Regions from separate parts of the Homo sapiens genome. Here region 2 is linked to region 1. Evidence: chromatin loops called from intact Hi-C (ENCODE). Cell type or tissue: dorsolateral prefrontal cortex. All regions are shown on one strand. Links, peaks and the distances in the headings refer to the core of each region. The heading gives the core; the rest is flanking DNA. Region 1 has its middle 52 kb from the start of LINC00486. Region 2 holds the start of LOC100271832 (a long non-coding RNA gene).

What was found. Hi-C counts contacts between places; a loop is a spot of excess contacts. Peaks named below come from ENCODE experiments on the same cell type or tissue, not always from the same donor. Only the 100,000 strongest peaks of a DNase experiment are listed, where the experiment ranks them.
Region 2: a loop joins it to region 1, with 2.8 times the contacts of the local background. A loop is called at or near these places in 2 of 110 quality-filtered maps.

What each region holds. Positions count from the first base shown.
Region 1 is chr2:32,873,340-32,881,679 of GRCh38, forward strand. No RefSeq gene overlaps it. Among named protein-coding and RNA genes, the nearest start is that of LINC00486, 52 kb to the left of the region's middle. In dorsolateral prefrontal cortex, for the core only: no CTCF peak of the experiment used is centred there; no DNase peak of the experiment used is centred there; H3K4me3 peaks cover 894 bases; H3K27ac peaks cover 1,238 bases.
Region 2 is chr2:32,923,568-32,931,907 of GRCh38, forward strand. It overlaps LOC100271832 (a long non-coding RNA gene), which reads left to right and starts at 3,520. Exons shown (of 4, transcript NR_183187.1): 1 at 3,520-3,670; 2 at 4,465-4,556; 3 at 4,669-4,838. RefSeq lists an enhancer at 1,206-1,375. In dorsolateral prefrontal cortex, for the core only: CTCF peaks have their summits at 3,205 (motif pointing right) and 3,430; a DNase peak (open chromatin) is centred at 3,404; H3K27ac peaks cover 2,650 bases.

The DNA.
Region 1 (8,340 bases), core at 6-8,005:
TGGTGGCGGGCGCCTGTAGTCCCAGCTACTCAGGAGGCTGAGGCAGGAGAATGGCATGAACCTGGAAGGCGGAGTTTGCAGTGAGCTGAGATAGCGCCACTGCACTCCAGCCTGGGCGACAGAGCAAGACTCCGTCTCAAAAAAAAAAAAACAAACAAACAAACAAACAAACAAACAAAAAAAATTAAATGTGTGACGAATCTAGCTTAAATATTCTCTTAGGTACTTTTGACCTCTATTCAGAGAGCCTTTCATTGATACAACTTGTCAAATAGGTTGTCTCTATTTACGATTCTTTTGAATGGTTCACCAAATTTAGGTAGTTCAAAATTGTAAACCTTCTCAATTACATTCTATTCTGGGACAGAATCTAAATCCAAATAAAAATAGAGGCTCCATCAAAATATTCTTCTCACAAGTTGAGATAGTCCAGTGCACAATTATAGCATTTCCAAATTTGTACTTTATTAGAGCTGTCATTAACCCCCCTCCCCTGCTAGCTTTGAGGGACACATTCCAGTGTCTTCCTTTGCAGAGCTAGCTTGATGGGCTTATGAACCGCGCAGTCACATGGAACCCAGTGCTTAGAAGGACCCCGCAATGGGTTTCATGTTCTGCTGCCACCATCTTGAAATTCTTAATTTTATTTATTTAGGGGACAGAGTATCTCTCTGTCGCCCAGGCTGGAGTACAGTGGCGTGATCTCAGCTCACTGCAACCTCTGCCTCCCAGGTACAGGTGATTCTCCTGCCTCAGCCTCCCAAGTAGCTGAGACTACAGGTGCCTACCACAACACCTGGCTAATTTTTGTATTTTTAGTAGAGACGGAGTTTCACCATGTTGGCCAGGCTGGTCTCAAACTCCTCACCTCAACTGATCCACCCTCCTCGGCCTCCCAAAGGGCTGGGATTACAGATGTGAGCCACCACACCAGCCAATTCTTAATTTTTGACCAAGGGATCCTACAATTGCAATTTTACTCTAGGTCCTGCCAATTATGTAGCTGATTCTGCCTATTTGTCAATTTGGTTTTCAGTAATTGTAATTCTCTAAAACTTTCAAGCTCAAAAGCTGAAGGTTTAAAAAGAACCCATTTGCTCAATACATTAATTCCCGTTTAGAAAAAAAAAAAGTGCAGCTTGCTGCCAGTGCTCATTTAATTTTACATAAACACACTCTTTGAGGCTAAAGCAAATCTGACTGATTTTCAATGTGAAAATAAAATATAAAAACTGGTTCTTGGAGTTACTTCTAAACAGAACTAACATCAGAATTGCCTATCTCGGAAAAATCAGATTCATCAAATGACTCTTTGGCCAATAACTGTTTGAGAACAATGTTAACATCAGGCATAGGAGTGCTACATTTTCTAAGATTTGACATTTTCAGTGATCGAGAATTACATTTTGTAAATGGAAATACCACTACTAAAATTGGATACTGTAAATAAAATGATATCTTTTGTTTCCAAAGTTGATATACTCGAGCAGCGCGAAAGTAATAATAAAAGCAAGATATTTCGTGGCAAAGTTATCTCAGGGTAAACGCTGCAGCTGCAAGCGCTGCCGGCAAGTATTCTCGGGGCAAACGGGGAAAGGGTTAAAAACTTCCAAATTATTTTGAACAAAATGCAACCAAAATTCGGAGCATTGTAGAACATTTAGGATGATTTTTATAAAGTAGTTTATCATAAAGGCTTTGCTGTTTCTAAGTCAATGGGTAGGCAGCAGGGAGAATTTTGTGATCCGTGTGTGTGTGTATAAAAATTTGACAATTCAGCTTTCATTTCCATTGGCAGGCCACTACAGCTTGTTTGTACAATGTGCTAATTATACACATTCCACTGCAGTCCAAGTACATTTCTGCTCCACAGGCTCTTGATTTAGTAAGAATACTGTTTCCCCCAGGATTCTGGCCACTAAAACTTATTACCTCAACAGCAAACTTTCTCTTCAGTGATGAAACTTTGAAACTGGATTTATGATAGCGGTCAAAATGATGACAGATTTTTTTACCCAAAGGTAAAAACAGAATGAACTTTCCAACATTTTAATTTTATTTAATACGTTCATTTTTTAAAAGAACTATTATTACAATGGACTGATTTCTCATTGGAAGCAGCTGATGACCCTGATATAAACTGGTGTCAAACCTGTTAGCATGGCTATAATTAAAAAGTTGAGATAATGTGTGTTGGTGAGGGTGTGGAGGAAAGGGAACCCTTGTACACTGTTGGTGGGAATATAAATTAGTACAGTCATTACTGAAAACAGCATGGAGGTTCTGCAAAAAATTAAAAATAGGACTATCATATGGCCCAGCAATCCCTCTGCCAGGTATTTATCCAAAGAGATGAAGTCAGGCCGGGTGCAATGGCTCACGCCTTTAATCCCAGCACTTTGGGAGGCCGAGGCGGGCAGATCACTGGAGGTCAGAAGTTCAAGACCAGCCTGGCCAATATGGTGAAACCCCCGTCTACTAAAAATACAAAAATTAGCCAGGTGTGGTGGTGTACGCCTGTAATTCCAGCTACTTAGGAGGCTGAGGCAGGAGAATCGCTTGAACCAAGGAGACGGAGGTTGCAGTGAGCTGAGATTGTGTCACTGGACTCCAGCCTGGGTGACAGAGTAAAATTCCGTCTCAAAAAAAAAAAAAAAAAAGAAAAAAAGAAAACAAACCAACAAAACACACAAATAACCAAAGAAATGAAGTCAACACCTCATCGAGATATCTGCGCTCCCTTGTTCATTGCAGCATTATTCACAATAGCCAAGATATGGAATCAACCCAAATGTCTATCCAATGGAGGAATGGATAAAGAAACTGTGGTATCTGTATCTCTCTATATAGATCAATACAATGCAATATTATTCGACTTTAAAAAAGAAGATCTTTCCACTGATGACAGCATGGATGCTAAGTGAAATAAGGCAGACACAGAAAGAAAAATGTGCATGATCTCTTTTATACATGGAATATTTTTTAAAAGTTGACTACATAGAAACAGTAGATTGACAGTTACTAGAGGTGAAGTGGGTGCAGGGGGTGCAGAATGGAGAGCTGTAGATCAAAGGGCACAGAGTTGCAGTTATGTGTTAATAGGATGAATAAATCTAGAGAGTGGAAGTACATCATAATGATTGTAGCTAATAATATTGTACTACATACTGGAAATTTTCTATGAGTAGATTTTACATGCTCTTACCACAGACACAAAGAAGGATAACTGTGAGATGACAGATACATTAATTGACTTGACTGTAGTAATCACTTCATATATCACTTCAAAACATTATGTTACATATTTATAACATAAATATATTCAATCAAATTGAAATAAAACTGGTGTCATGTCACTGTTTACACAGTACTCATTCTGCTAAAGGAGACTCATTTGCAGCTAATACTTAATGTTTCAGGCATGCACCAGAAAATTGGGAGTGGAAAATGAATGAAATTATTTTAGAACAGTTATTGCATCTATGTGAAAAATTAAGCTTCGCAGAATAATATAAAAACACACCTCATGCAGCTGTGTGTGTTATAATAATCTTTGGGCATGATCTACTTAAGGTAACTACTGACTTTTGAAGTAAATTCTGATGCTTCTTCAGAAAATTCGCGTTTTCTGGTTTTCAGGTGACCAGTGTTATCATTATGACATCCCAGCAGTGGATGCTAGATATCAACAAATATTTTTTGCAAGTTACACATTCATCTACAACCTAATATTTTAATTTTTCACTAAAAATGTGCTTTGACCTTTTCAAGCTGATTGATTGCTGCCAAGGGGTTTATTGCAAAAGAAATGTATGTTACCAAACAATGCAATAAATAAAGGTTGTAGATAAATTATAAAGTAAGTGACAAAACCACTGTACACAAGAACATTCAAACTACGGTTTCTGTGCTCTGTGATGGGCTACTCAGCCTCCCTTTCCTGCACATATTTCACTTCACCTAAACTATACTTTCGCACATTTCCCACTGACCCTGCTGACATGTGGCCAGGCAGCTTCATGGACCTCCCAGGCTACAGCAGGCACTAGTGAAAGGTGGCTGGCAGCAGGGTCAGTACATCTCCCAACGCCACTGAGTCCCTGGAAACTTGTAACTGGACACACTGTAATTTGTCCAGCTGTCTTTCAGAGACCGTGTTAATTGCACCTTATCAGGGAATGGTTGAGAAAAGAGAGAAGGGTATTATAGCTGGTCTTCCTTAGATTTTTATCAGGAGTTACAGTGAGAACTCAGTTTATTGCACAGGTCTCATCACTATTGTTCAAGACTGCTGGCAACTGAGAATGCCAAGGAGAGGGCTACTAAACCCATCCCAGCTTGTCGAATTCCACTGTTTTAATGTTTTTCTAACAATGAAGTGCCCGATAGACGTCAACTGCCTGGGATTGTCTTGAGAAAACCTGGATGTACAGTCACCCCAATTGTGATCCATTGCTCTGCTTATCCTACAACTTCCTGATGAAACATCATCTTGCACTGATTTTACACACAACCTCTATGTACTAAAAATGACCTTTCATTTAAATGTAAAGGAAAGGGTGAGGCTGCAGTTAAAAATGAGACAATGTGAAGCTAAAAGACAGATGGCAACTCAGTGGGCGCGTTCAGATATCCCAGCTAACCTCTCCTGGAAGCCAAATCCCAGGGACAATTTCTGGTCATTTTCTTGCTGGAGCTATTTTCAGTTACAGCAGGCTGAATTCTCCAGGGGAAGAGGAAAACTGGGTAATTTGTCTTACTTTTCCTTCCTAAGTCCAGGGCCTACACAAGTTTGGGCCTACAGCACTGAAATCCCCTTTGAACTGTGCCCCGAGTGAAGTGTCAGGAAACCGCTGCTTTTTTCTGGTGGGGGAAAGGGTGTTGTAGGTCCAAAGTTGTATTGGAGACCAGCTGTATACAAGTCGTGTAAACTTTATTGTCTGAGGACTTCATCACCTGTATAAAGGCCCTCACAGTACGGACTGCCAACACATCTGGGTCAGAACAGCTGGGAACAATTTTTAGTTGGAAAAATAACTTACGTGGAAAAGGAGCATAAACTTTCATCATATATTGGCTGGTTGTAAACTAAGGCCATGGCAAGAAAAAATGCGGATGGCTTGTTTTTCTATTTGGTTAGAGTCAGCTATTTCTGGGGCACATACGGCACACAGTTCTTAGGTGACAGGACCCTGTCATAAAATGAACTGGTCACCTTATTAGCTTTTCTGAGTCCTTCACTAGTGGATTTTGGAAAACAGATGCTAAATGTTTAACAAAATCCACATACAGTTTATTAAGGCTTTTCCACAGTTACCCAATCTACACAATATGCCAGTAGGAAAAAGCATTTCAAAGTAAACAAGGATGAATTAACACAGATTAAAATTGTATATCTTAATATCAAATAATGCCATGTGGACTTAGGAGACCAGATGACTGACTGGAGATGGCCAGACAGGAGAAGATAGCAGAGAGGGTCCTGTCCAGAGGCAGAGGAAAACCATATTGTAAATTTGGAATCACTGACTGTTTTAATCATCAGATAGCTTGCTCTTTTCCTGGTGGAGAAAGCAAAAAGCATGAGGCAGCCTCAATCCACAGAGTGTCTGAGAAATAGAACTACCCATGGTACTTGGAAACTTGACCTTGTCAACTCCGAAAGTGCTGTTTGCCCAAAAGCCATATAAATGGTTAGTTTTTTTAAAACTTCACTTGACCTACTATTCAACTATTCTTTAGATATTTTAATGTTTCTAATCTAAAGAATTTTTTATTGTGGTAAAATATACATAACATTTACCATTTTTGCCACTTTTAACTGTACAACTCACTGGCATTAAGCACTTTCATGGTATTGTTTAACCATCACCATTATCTATTTCCATAACTCGATTTCTGATTTTTCGAGCTTCTCCAAGATACAATATGTATGCCCAAAGAGAGAAAGATGCACGATTTTGCTGGGATCAATAAGCAATTGTTGGTTTGCATTCTTCTGGCTAGGCATGTAGACTATTACAGAGACCAGCTCTTGTTAGGAATGCCTGTATCTGTCAACATATTGTACTTTACCCTCTTTTGAACTTTGCTTTTATTCTAGGATGATTGTAAACCAGAGAAAAGCAACAGAAATCTATAAATGCCCTAAAACATTTCAACAGGACTATATGACTGGCATGGGAGCTGTGGGGACTTTATTATGTTCATATTTGGAAAAAGTCGTTTAAGCCCTGCAATGATTAGATGTGACTGTGTGGGTTAATTATGTAGGAGAAGAGATAGTTTCGTTTTAAATTTCTGCAATTCAAACTGTGTATAAATATCATTTAAAATGAAGATCCAAATCATCCTGGAGAAAAACTCACTGGCCATCAGAGAAATGCAAATCAAAACAAAAATGAGATACCATCTCACACCAGTTAGAATGGCAATCATTAAAAAGTCAGGAAACAACAGGTGCTAGAGAGGAAGTGGAGAAATAGGAACACTTTTACACAGTTGTGGGAGTGTAAACTAGTTCAACCATTGTGGAAGACAGTGTGGCGATTCCTCAAGGATCTAGAACTAGAAATACCATTTGACCCAACCATCCCATTACTGGGTATATACCCAAAGGATTATAAATCATGCTGCTATAAAGACACATGCACACGTATGTTAATTGCGGCACTATTCACAATAGCAAAGACTTGGAACCAACCCAAATGTCCGTCAATGATAGACTGGATTAAGAAAATGTGGCACATATACACCATGGAATACTATGCAGCCATAAAAAAGGATGAGCTCATGTCCTTTGTAGGGACACGGATGAAGCCGGAAACCATCATTCTGAGCAAACTATCGCAAGGACAGGAAATCAAACACCGCATGTTCTCACTCAAAGGTGGGAATTGAACAATGAGAACACTTGGACACAGGATGGGGAACATCACACACCAGGGCCTGTCATGGGGTGGGGGAGGGGGGAGGGGTAGCATTAGGAGAAATGCCTAATGTAAATGACAAGTTTATGGGTGCAGCACACCAACATGGCACATGTATACATATGTAACAAACCTGCACGTTGTGCCCATGTACCCTAGAACTTAAAGTATAAAAAAAAATGTGGTAAAGCTTTAGGCTGTTCCAGTTACCATTGCAAACATGAAAGAACTCATAGTGGAGAAAAACTACAAATGTAAGCAATATGGGAAAATATTTAATTTTCCCAGTTTTCCTCAAAGATATGAAAGCAATCAAACTGGAGAAAGAAAACCTATAACTGTAAGAAACATGATTTGAAAAAGTGAAAGGACTCACACTGAAGAAAAGCCTTACGGTATAAGAAATGTGGTCAGGCATTTAGTTCTTTTGTTTGTTTGATTTTGTTTTTTTGAAACGGAGTCTCGCTCTCTCACCCAGGCTGGAGTACAGTGGCACAATCTCAGCTCACTGCAACCCCTGCTTCCCGGGTTCAAGCAATTCTCCTGTCTCAGCCTCCCAAGTAGCTGGGACTACAGGCACATATCACCATGCCTGGATAATTTTTATATTTTTATTAGAGATGGAGTTTCACCACATTGGTCAGGCTGGTCTCAAACTCCTGACCTCAGATAATCTACCCGTCTCAGCCTCCCAAAGTGCTGGGATTACAGGCATGAGCCACCACGCCTGGCCCATTTAGTTCTTTTAGTTGCATTTGCTGACTTAAAATATCTCATTCTGGAGAGAAGCTCTGTGAATGTATGAGATGTGGGAATGCCTTTGCTTTTCCCATATCCTTTCATAGACGCGTGATCATGCACACAAGATGGACCCTATAAACAGGAGAATCACACCTGACTGGATCCCGAGTAGTGTGGAAAATACAGAAAAGTTCTCAATTTTAACAATTACTTTCAAAGTCATGTGAAAACTCGTACTGGAAGGAAATATTGTAAATAATATTGAAAGCCTGTTGCAAATTCATTATTGTATAATGCTTGAAAAAAATTTACAACATGAAAGAAATGTTATATGAATTATATATATATATTGTGTTTATCAGTGGCTCATTATTAAAGAAGGTCTCTGGACTATAGATTTCCACTGTTTTTGCGATAAAAGATTGAGGTGAAAATTCTGTAGGTACCTTTTGAGTGATAATTGTTTAATTAATCTATGATTAATAGGCCTTTGAAAAATGAATCTTTGTTAATTGTCAAAATTTTTCTTACTTTATGGGGCAGGTTTTGGACAGCCTCACCCATTGTATATATTCCAACTTTTTTTTTTTTTTTTTGAGACGGAGTCTTGCTCTGTCACCCAAGCTGGAGGGCAGTGGTGCAATTTCAGCTCACTGCAACCTCCACCTCC
Region 2 (8,340 bases), core at 196-8,195, 50 kb after region 1:
TGTAAATCTCGATTTTATTAGCCATAAAATGGGAAGATAATGCCTAGATAGCAGGGCTGGCTGAAGCTTAGCAGAAATTAGATGTGTGCACAAGTGACCCTTCTCTCAAGCCATTTGTGTGAATGTGATAATATGTATGAGGAATTTTCTTTTTTCACTGGAGGAGAAAGGGGAGTTTCTATAATAGGTGTCTTTAAATGTAGGGAGCCAAGAGATGGCAGGAGGAAAATGGAAGGGTGGTATGACAACTGTGTCCCATGCCTTGTCCCTTATCCTGGGCATAAGTTTCCCTGTTCCTGACTCCCCCACCTCTGGCCTAATGAAGTACGGATTGGAGGACAGCATAGCCTTGAAGCCTAGGTAGCCAGGTGGCTCATGCCTGTTATCCCTGTACTTTGGGAGGCTGAGGCAGGCGGATCACTTGAGGTTGGGAGTTCAAGACCAGCCTGACCAACATGGAGAAACCCCGTCTGTACTAAAAATACAAAATTAGCTGGGCACGGTGGCTCACTCCTCTAATCCCTACACTTTGGGAGGCTGAAGCAGGTAGATCATCTGACGTTGGGAGTTCGAGACCAGCCTGGCAAACGTGGAGAAACCCCGTCTCTATTAAAAATACAAAATTAGCCAAGCGTGGTGGTGCTTGCCTATAATCCCAGCTACTCAGGAGGCTGAGGCAGGAGAATCGCTTGAACCCAGGAGGTTGTGGTAAGCCAAGATCGTGCTATTGCACTCCAGCCTGGGCAACAAGAGTGAAACTCCATCTCAAAAAAAAAAAAAAAAAGAAGTCGTCTAGGTGACAGAAGTCTCACCTGAAGATGAGCAGAGCCACTGTTGCTCATTCCACCAAAAATCTGTTGCACCCTAAGGGCTCAGGAGAAACACCAGCAGCAAAGTGCTGCTCTCAAATGGCTTGGAGGCCATGAGTGAGCAACTCTGAGGATCCGGAGAGTAGAGGGGTGTGTGTCCTTATTCATGAGCCAATCTGAGACAGCTTCTAGGACACCTAGAAGGCAATAAAGGAGACTTCAAGTGATGAGGGTGTGGGGGGATCAGGGCTATTGAAGGCTTGTAGGTCTACAGGTGGAGGCTTCATTGTAATGGGAGCTCACAAGTTGGTGAGGCCTGGAGACATGTGAAATAGTTGTCCTAGATAATATTTCAGTGTGAATTTAAAAAGAGAAAGAGAAAGGCCATGTGAAAGCACTTTGCAAATTTTAGTGTTATAGAAAAGTGCAGAATTGGTATTATGAAGAAGACATTCTGGGATCGAGCACAGCCCCTGTTAGGGTGGCTCTGCCAAGGCCAGACTCACGTGAGAGGTATCAGGTAACAGGGATACCGAAATGCTCCCCAAAGGCCAGGTGTGGTGGCTCACGTCTGTAATCCTAGCACTTTGCAAGGCCGAGGCGGGTGGATCACCTGAAGTCGGGAGTTTGAGACCAGCCTGGCCAATATGGCGAAACCCTGTCTCTACTAAAAATACAAAAATTAACCGGGCATGGTGGCGTGCACCTGTAGTCCCAGCTACTTGGGAGACTGAGGCAGAAGAATCATTTGAACCCAGGAGGCGGAGGCTGCGGTGAGTGGAGATTGCACCACTACACTCCAGCCTGGGCGACAGAGTGAGACTCTGTCTCATTGAAAAAAAAAAAAAAGTAAAAGAAAGAAATGCTCCTTGCGGCAATACATGGGAATTTTGTTGAGCACCTGCTGTGTCCTCAGAATTCTTTCATCTGCTTAGGATTCAAATACAATTAATTCTCAGTCTCTGTTCTTCAGCAGCTCACTGTCCAAAGGGAGTCTCTCTCCCCGGTCCACATGCTGAGGCTTGCTCCAGAGTGAATGTGTGCACTGGAAAGAACCCACACAGGCCCCCTGAGAGCTGTCAGCCTTGCCAGGCTTCTGTGAGATCCCTGGGTCCGAGTAGCCAAGCTGGGAGGAGCACCATTTGCCCACTGACTCTTGGGCAACGCTGCAGCCTGCATCCCAGCCGGCAGAAGGCAGGTGGTATCACAGCTGAGTTTACAGCCACGGAAGGAACCACTGTAGGCTTTTAGTAGATAATATGTTTTCTCTGCTTCAAATCCTTATTTTGGTTGCTTAAAATTTCTGCAGAAAACAAACAGCTTCTGCCAAAATTGGCTCACAAAATTAGCTTACTAGTATAATCAGTTGTATAGCAAGTATTTACTGAGTAGCTCTTGGAAGGCAGTCAACACAAGAGGGATGGATCATTCTTCCAGTTCATCACACGTGGGTTGGACATGCTAACAGTCCCCGATAGCTATCAGGCGAGTAAATGGATGATCACACAAAGGCAGAGGCATCGCAGAAGGATGCTAACTAGATGTCATGCGTCAAGGATACTACAGAAGGATCTCTTTGCTGACAAGGAGGGTACCTCTAAGGTTCCTTCAGATGGGATGGTTCTCTGTTCACCGTGATCACTACTATGCAAAGGCCTGTGGGCCATTTAGGAGAAAAGCATTCAGTCCAATTCCACAGACACAGTGAGGATGTAATATGCCCTAGGCATATATGAGTGGATCCAAGGAGGAAATACTCAGTCACTACTGTCAAGAACTCATGACCTGCTGCAGGGTTTGCCAAACTATGGCTTGTGGGCCAATCTGGCTCACCACCTATTTTAGTAAATAATGTTTTACTGGAATCCAGACACGCTTGTTTGATTACATATTGTCTATGGCTGCTGAGCACCCACTATAAGGGCAAAGTTAAGTAGATAGAGACTTTATCACCCACAAAACCTAAAATATTTGACTGGATGGCCCTCTACAGAAAAAGCCTGCGAACCTGTGGTCTTGTGGGAGGACACTGCTGGGCACAGTTAACTCTAATTCTTGGCTGTAGCATCTTGAATAGGGTGGCAGTCCCTGGCTGCTGAGGGGGACAGCTGGACGGCTGCCTCCCAGGGGCATTTCCATGACTTGCAGGCCCAGAAACTAGACTTGGGCATGACCACAGAGTTCTTGATGGACTGAAGATGCCCAAACCACAGACTGACTTGTAGGCTAGAAATGAACATGTGGGGTGGAATAGTCCTTTTGGGGACTAGAATAATTTCTAGAGAGCCACCCTTTCTACATGATACGGCGCACATTCAAGTGTGGCTACTTACACTGAGACTTTCTGATGAGCACGACTAGACAGCAGGGGGCCCCCAGGATAGTTTGTTCAGGTCAAGGTAAGATGAGAGGAGAAACTAGCCCTGTCCCTTGCTGGACACCACCACTCCAGTGCCTGAAATCCAACCTCCCCACCCCCATCAGCATTCCTCCCCTGGAAAAGATTGGAAAATGCAAGAATGTGCTTCTTTGACTCTGGCCTTCCTCTAACAGCCCTGCTTCTGTTAACACAGCCTTTTTGCAGCTTCCTTGACGTCATTGGCTACAGGCTACAGCTGTTGCTAGTCAAAGGCATTGTTCCTTTGAGCTAGCAGGCACTTTGTTCTCTCCCATGACACATTGTTTTATGAGCTCACTCTAGAGGAGAAACATTCTATCCCTGTGCTCAAGTTCTTCAGGAGCACCTCACTGTCTCCCTCTGCCCACCCACCTGCACCTGACAGCTGTGGGCTGTGCTCTCAGGGAGGCACCGTCAGATGCTACCAGACTACAGAGGAGAGCACCCTCAATCCTGACTGAAGGTTTGGGAAAAGGCTGCTCAGAAGAGGTGATACTTGATATGGGCCCTGGAGGAGGAGAAGCAGTTTGAGAAGACAGCAGTGAGAGATGGCATCCGGGCAGGCGAGAAATGTCAGTGGTCATGGAGGCAGCATGAAGGGACTGTTGGCTGCAGAAACCTGGCAAGGCTCTTAGAGACAGAGACGAAGAGGGAGATGGGGCTGGAGATGGAGATGATAGAGACAGAAAGATTGAAGATGGCAGAGTGGGGGCTATGGGGAAGGGTGATGAAGCAGGAAAGATAGATCGAACGAGACTGCGAGGAGCCTGTGTGCCTGGGCTTTATTTTGGAGGCAATGAGAAACAGAAAGTGTTTTTGAGCATGATGGGACAATGAGGAGTTCTGTGGTTTAGGAAACCCAGCAGTCACGGGAAGTGCAGATTCAAAGTAAGAAAACGTCCCAGGGTTTGGTGATGATCTTGGTGGGAAGTGACACAGGGGTAGTGGGGATGGAATTGAAAGAAAGGATGAACTTCCAGAGTATGGCTGTGCTCAGTAGACAGGAATCAGGGAGGGCAGGAGGAGAGTAAAAGGGTCCTCTGAGCTTAAATCCAGATGTTGAGGAGATGGTGGTACTATCAATGGAGGTGGAGCTCTTAAGAGGAAGAAAGATGGGAAAGAAAAGGATGAGGTTTTTGACAAGTTGAATATGGGGTGAGCATGGGTCCAACTGAAAGCAGTGGAAATATAGACGTGAAAAATAGATGCGGTAGAGTTGAAAAGTTGGGGATAATTTTCACCTGAATGTTACCTAAGGCAAAGGGAAGAGAGGTCATCCAGGACAAAAGTACAGAATGAAAAGAAAAAGCAACTAAGCACGAAATCTTGGAGAATGTCCTCATTGAAGGGTGAGCAGATGAAGAGGAGCCCACAAAAGAGACTGAGGAATTGTCTTCATTCACTCATTCATGCATGTATTCATTTGGTCAACAAATATTTTTTGGCACCTCCCATGGACAGGTCCTGAGCACCAAGGGTACAGTCAGAAATGATGAATCCAGAAATGATGCCCTCCAGAACTTCTGGTGAGGAAGGCACTCAGGAAAATGCAGCACCCTATGGAGGCCCAGAAAGGAGGGCATTCAGGAAGAACACAGTCTGATGGTGTCAAGTGCAGCGGAGGCTAAGAGGTAGGGAGGAAAAGATGGTAAAAGGAGAGAACTGGGGAGGCAAGAGGGACAAATGAGGGAGAAGAGAAGGGAGAGGAAATACAACAGAGGCACAGAGTGGGGATTTGTCTGATTCAAGAATCCTAGGCGGGGCGCGGTGGCTCACACCTGTGATCCCAGCACTTTGGGAGGCCAAGGTGGGTGGATCGCCTGAGGTTGGGAGTTTGAGACCAGCCTGGCCAACATGGTGAAACCCTGTCTCTACTAAAATACAAAATTAGCTGGGCATGGTGGGGCGGGTGCCCATAGACCCAGCTACTTGGGAGGCCAAGGCAGGAGAATCGCTTGAACCCAGGAGGCAGAGGTTGCAGTGAGCCAAGATTGCTTCATGGCACTCCAGCCTGGGTGACAGAGTGAGACTCCATCTAAAAAATGAAAGAAAAAAGAATCCTATGTTCTTTCCCCTGGCCTTACCTTAGAAAGCAGAGTGAATGCCGACCTAATCAGGTTTACCTCCATTGCCATAGCAACCTCTGGGACTCACTTTGGTGCACATTCTTGAGACCTGAAGTGAAGAAGTTAACTTTATATCAAGTTACCTACCAATTAGGCTAGCGATTTCTCTGTCTTTTAAAACATTCTTTTAAAGTCTTGTCATGTTTCATCTTTCTAGAATTCATTTTTCACATCTTCATTCACTGGGATTCTGGACCATAATATATGTAAACACACAAAATACTAAAGATTGAAAATACAATTATTCTGTTTTCTGATTATTAAAGTGGTCATTGTTAAAAAAAAAAGACTTGGAAAATACAATATAAAGTAGAAAATACAAATCACTCATTTCCCCACCACTCTTAGTATTCTGTTGTTTTTCTTCCCAATCCTGTTTCTAGACACATTTGATGACATTTAAACATATTTTTATTGTGAATATACAGTTTCATATATGGTTTTGTTTGCTAACTAATTATATCATGGACATTTCCCCATGCCACTAAAATAACTATAAAATCATTTCATTATTCATAAGCTTCACATTTTAGCCCTTCCTCTATTTTAATGCAGCAATTGTCCACCTTTATACATAAATATTTGTTCCTGAATCTTAAAAGTAGTCAAATTCGTTCACACTTCAAAATTATTTTTGTATTTACTTTTTCTTAGAATCTTTGTGTTTAATGTCTCATTCATTTCAAAGAGCAATATTAATACAATTGAAAGTGATCACAGCATCTTTTGTCTCCAAATGCAAGTTATTTTGTAATGTGATCTAATTTTATTTTGTAAACTCCATTATTAAGAAATTTGACCCAAATTTGAGAAATGATAGTTACTCTTGACTCATACCATTCAGCCCTAGGTTTCCATCAATGCTTGTTTGAATTCCATGGGTATAGCACTGGTGGAACTGCTTTTTCAGATTTTTAGATTTGTCAGAGAATATTAATCCTTAACCTAAGTTTTTTTTCCCTGATTTCTCTCTTTACATTTATTTGTTTTCTTAGTTTCATTATGATATATGAAACTAACATATCCTTTGTATGAGGATTCAGTGGTTACATCTGAAAGCAAACAGGAAGTTATTATTTTGCTTGTTAGAAAAATTCACTTCCCTTAATGTAGCTTTTCCCATTATTTTACTCTCAAACATTTGGTGTACTTCTGTTTTACATGTGTTTCTTGTAAGAAGAATATGGTTGGATTTTTAAAAATTAACTATCTTTTAGCTGACAAGCGTAATTCTTTTTTATTTAATTATGATCATTGATATATTTGGATTTATTTTCACCATCTTTTTACACTTTCTATTTGATGAAATTCCTACTCCATTTTTTTCTCCTCCAATATTTTGGAATGTATAGATTCTAATTTTTTAATAGTTAAAGTTATTAATTAGATTCAGCCTCCTTCTAAAACCTAGAGTATTTTAACTCTTTCTCAGCTTATAAGCTAGTATTGTCCAGTATTTTATTTCTATTAAAAAGTCTTGTGAAATGTATCATATATAGAAAAGTTTACAACATGCATGTATGTATATGCATGTTTGCGTGCGCGCACGCACACACACACACACACACACACACACACATACATTCATATATTTACCATTTTAAGAAATAGACTATGACCTCTGCTTTAGAAGCTCATCTCTCCCAACCTCTGACTTTTATAACTTTACAAGTTAGATTTATTAGTGTTGATATTTATTTAGATGTATCCATGTGACTACAAATGTCTTTGATCACGTGGTTATCTTTCTTACAACTTACAGTTCACATCTCCTTTCTGGAGAAGTATATATATCCTTCTTTCCAAGGTATATATATCCTCAAGAAGTTCCTTTACTAAGAATCTGTCCAGAGTAAATTATCTTGGCTTTTGTTCACCTAAATATATTCTATTGCATCCTCATGAAAGATAAGTTTTACTGGGTATCCAACTGTAAATTGAAACATTTTTCCTAGCACTTTGAAGACATCATCTTGTAATCTTTTGGTTTCTGCTCTGTTCATATGAAGTTAGATGTAAAACAGGAAAGCTGTCTTTTTCTCTAGCTGTTTTTAAGCTATTAAATTTGTCTTTAATGTTCTTTCATTTCACCAGGATAAGTCTGGGTGTGAATATTTTTTAGAATTTTTTGTACTTCCTAAATATAAGGAACCATACAAATTATTGAATATTGTTTCCATCTCATTTTCTCTAGTCACTCTTTCTGGAACTTTCATTAGATGAATGTGAACACTTCTTAAACTTTCATGTGTATATCATGATATCCTTTTTCTCTCTCTCAACTATATTCTAAGTCGTTTTGTCTCATCCAACTTTCAATTTATTAATTATACATTTCATTTCTAATTCGTTAGTCAACTCATATGTTGAATTTTAAAATTCAACTATTTTACTTTCAGAAGTTAATCTTTTTTGATGTTTATAAGAGTATTTTGTTCCTTGCTTATGTTTTAAAGTTTTTTTAAATATTGAAAACATATTTATTTATAAGGCATGGTTTTCTGGCACACTCTCGGTTTTTGTAGATATAGTTTTATTAAAACACAGGCAAGCCCATTCATTTGCATACTGCCCATGGCTGCTTTTACAGTAGAATAGCAAGGCTGAATCTTTGTGACAGAGACTGCATGGCTTGCAAAGCCTAAAATGTATACTATCTGGCCTTTTAGAGAAAAGTTTGCTAACCTTGCTCTACGTGATAATTCCAACCCAAAGCCTGAATGTCTGATTCTACTGTTTGATGTTTCTAACCCTGTCTGATGATGTCTTACTACATGGGTGGTCTTGTGATTTTTTTTAAAAATTGTGAGCTCATTTTTGTTGAGGCACTAGCTGTGAGAATTTTATGAGGCTTGAATTGGAGAACATTCCTTCTATTTGTGTTTACCTTTGCCAAGTGTCTCGTCATTTTAAATTTTTTTTTTGGTTTGTTTGTTTAAAATATAGTTTCAGAATAGGTACACAGAGTGAATTTGAACCCAGGCTTGAGGCCTGACTGGTGATTATT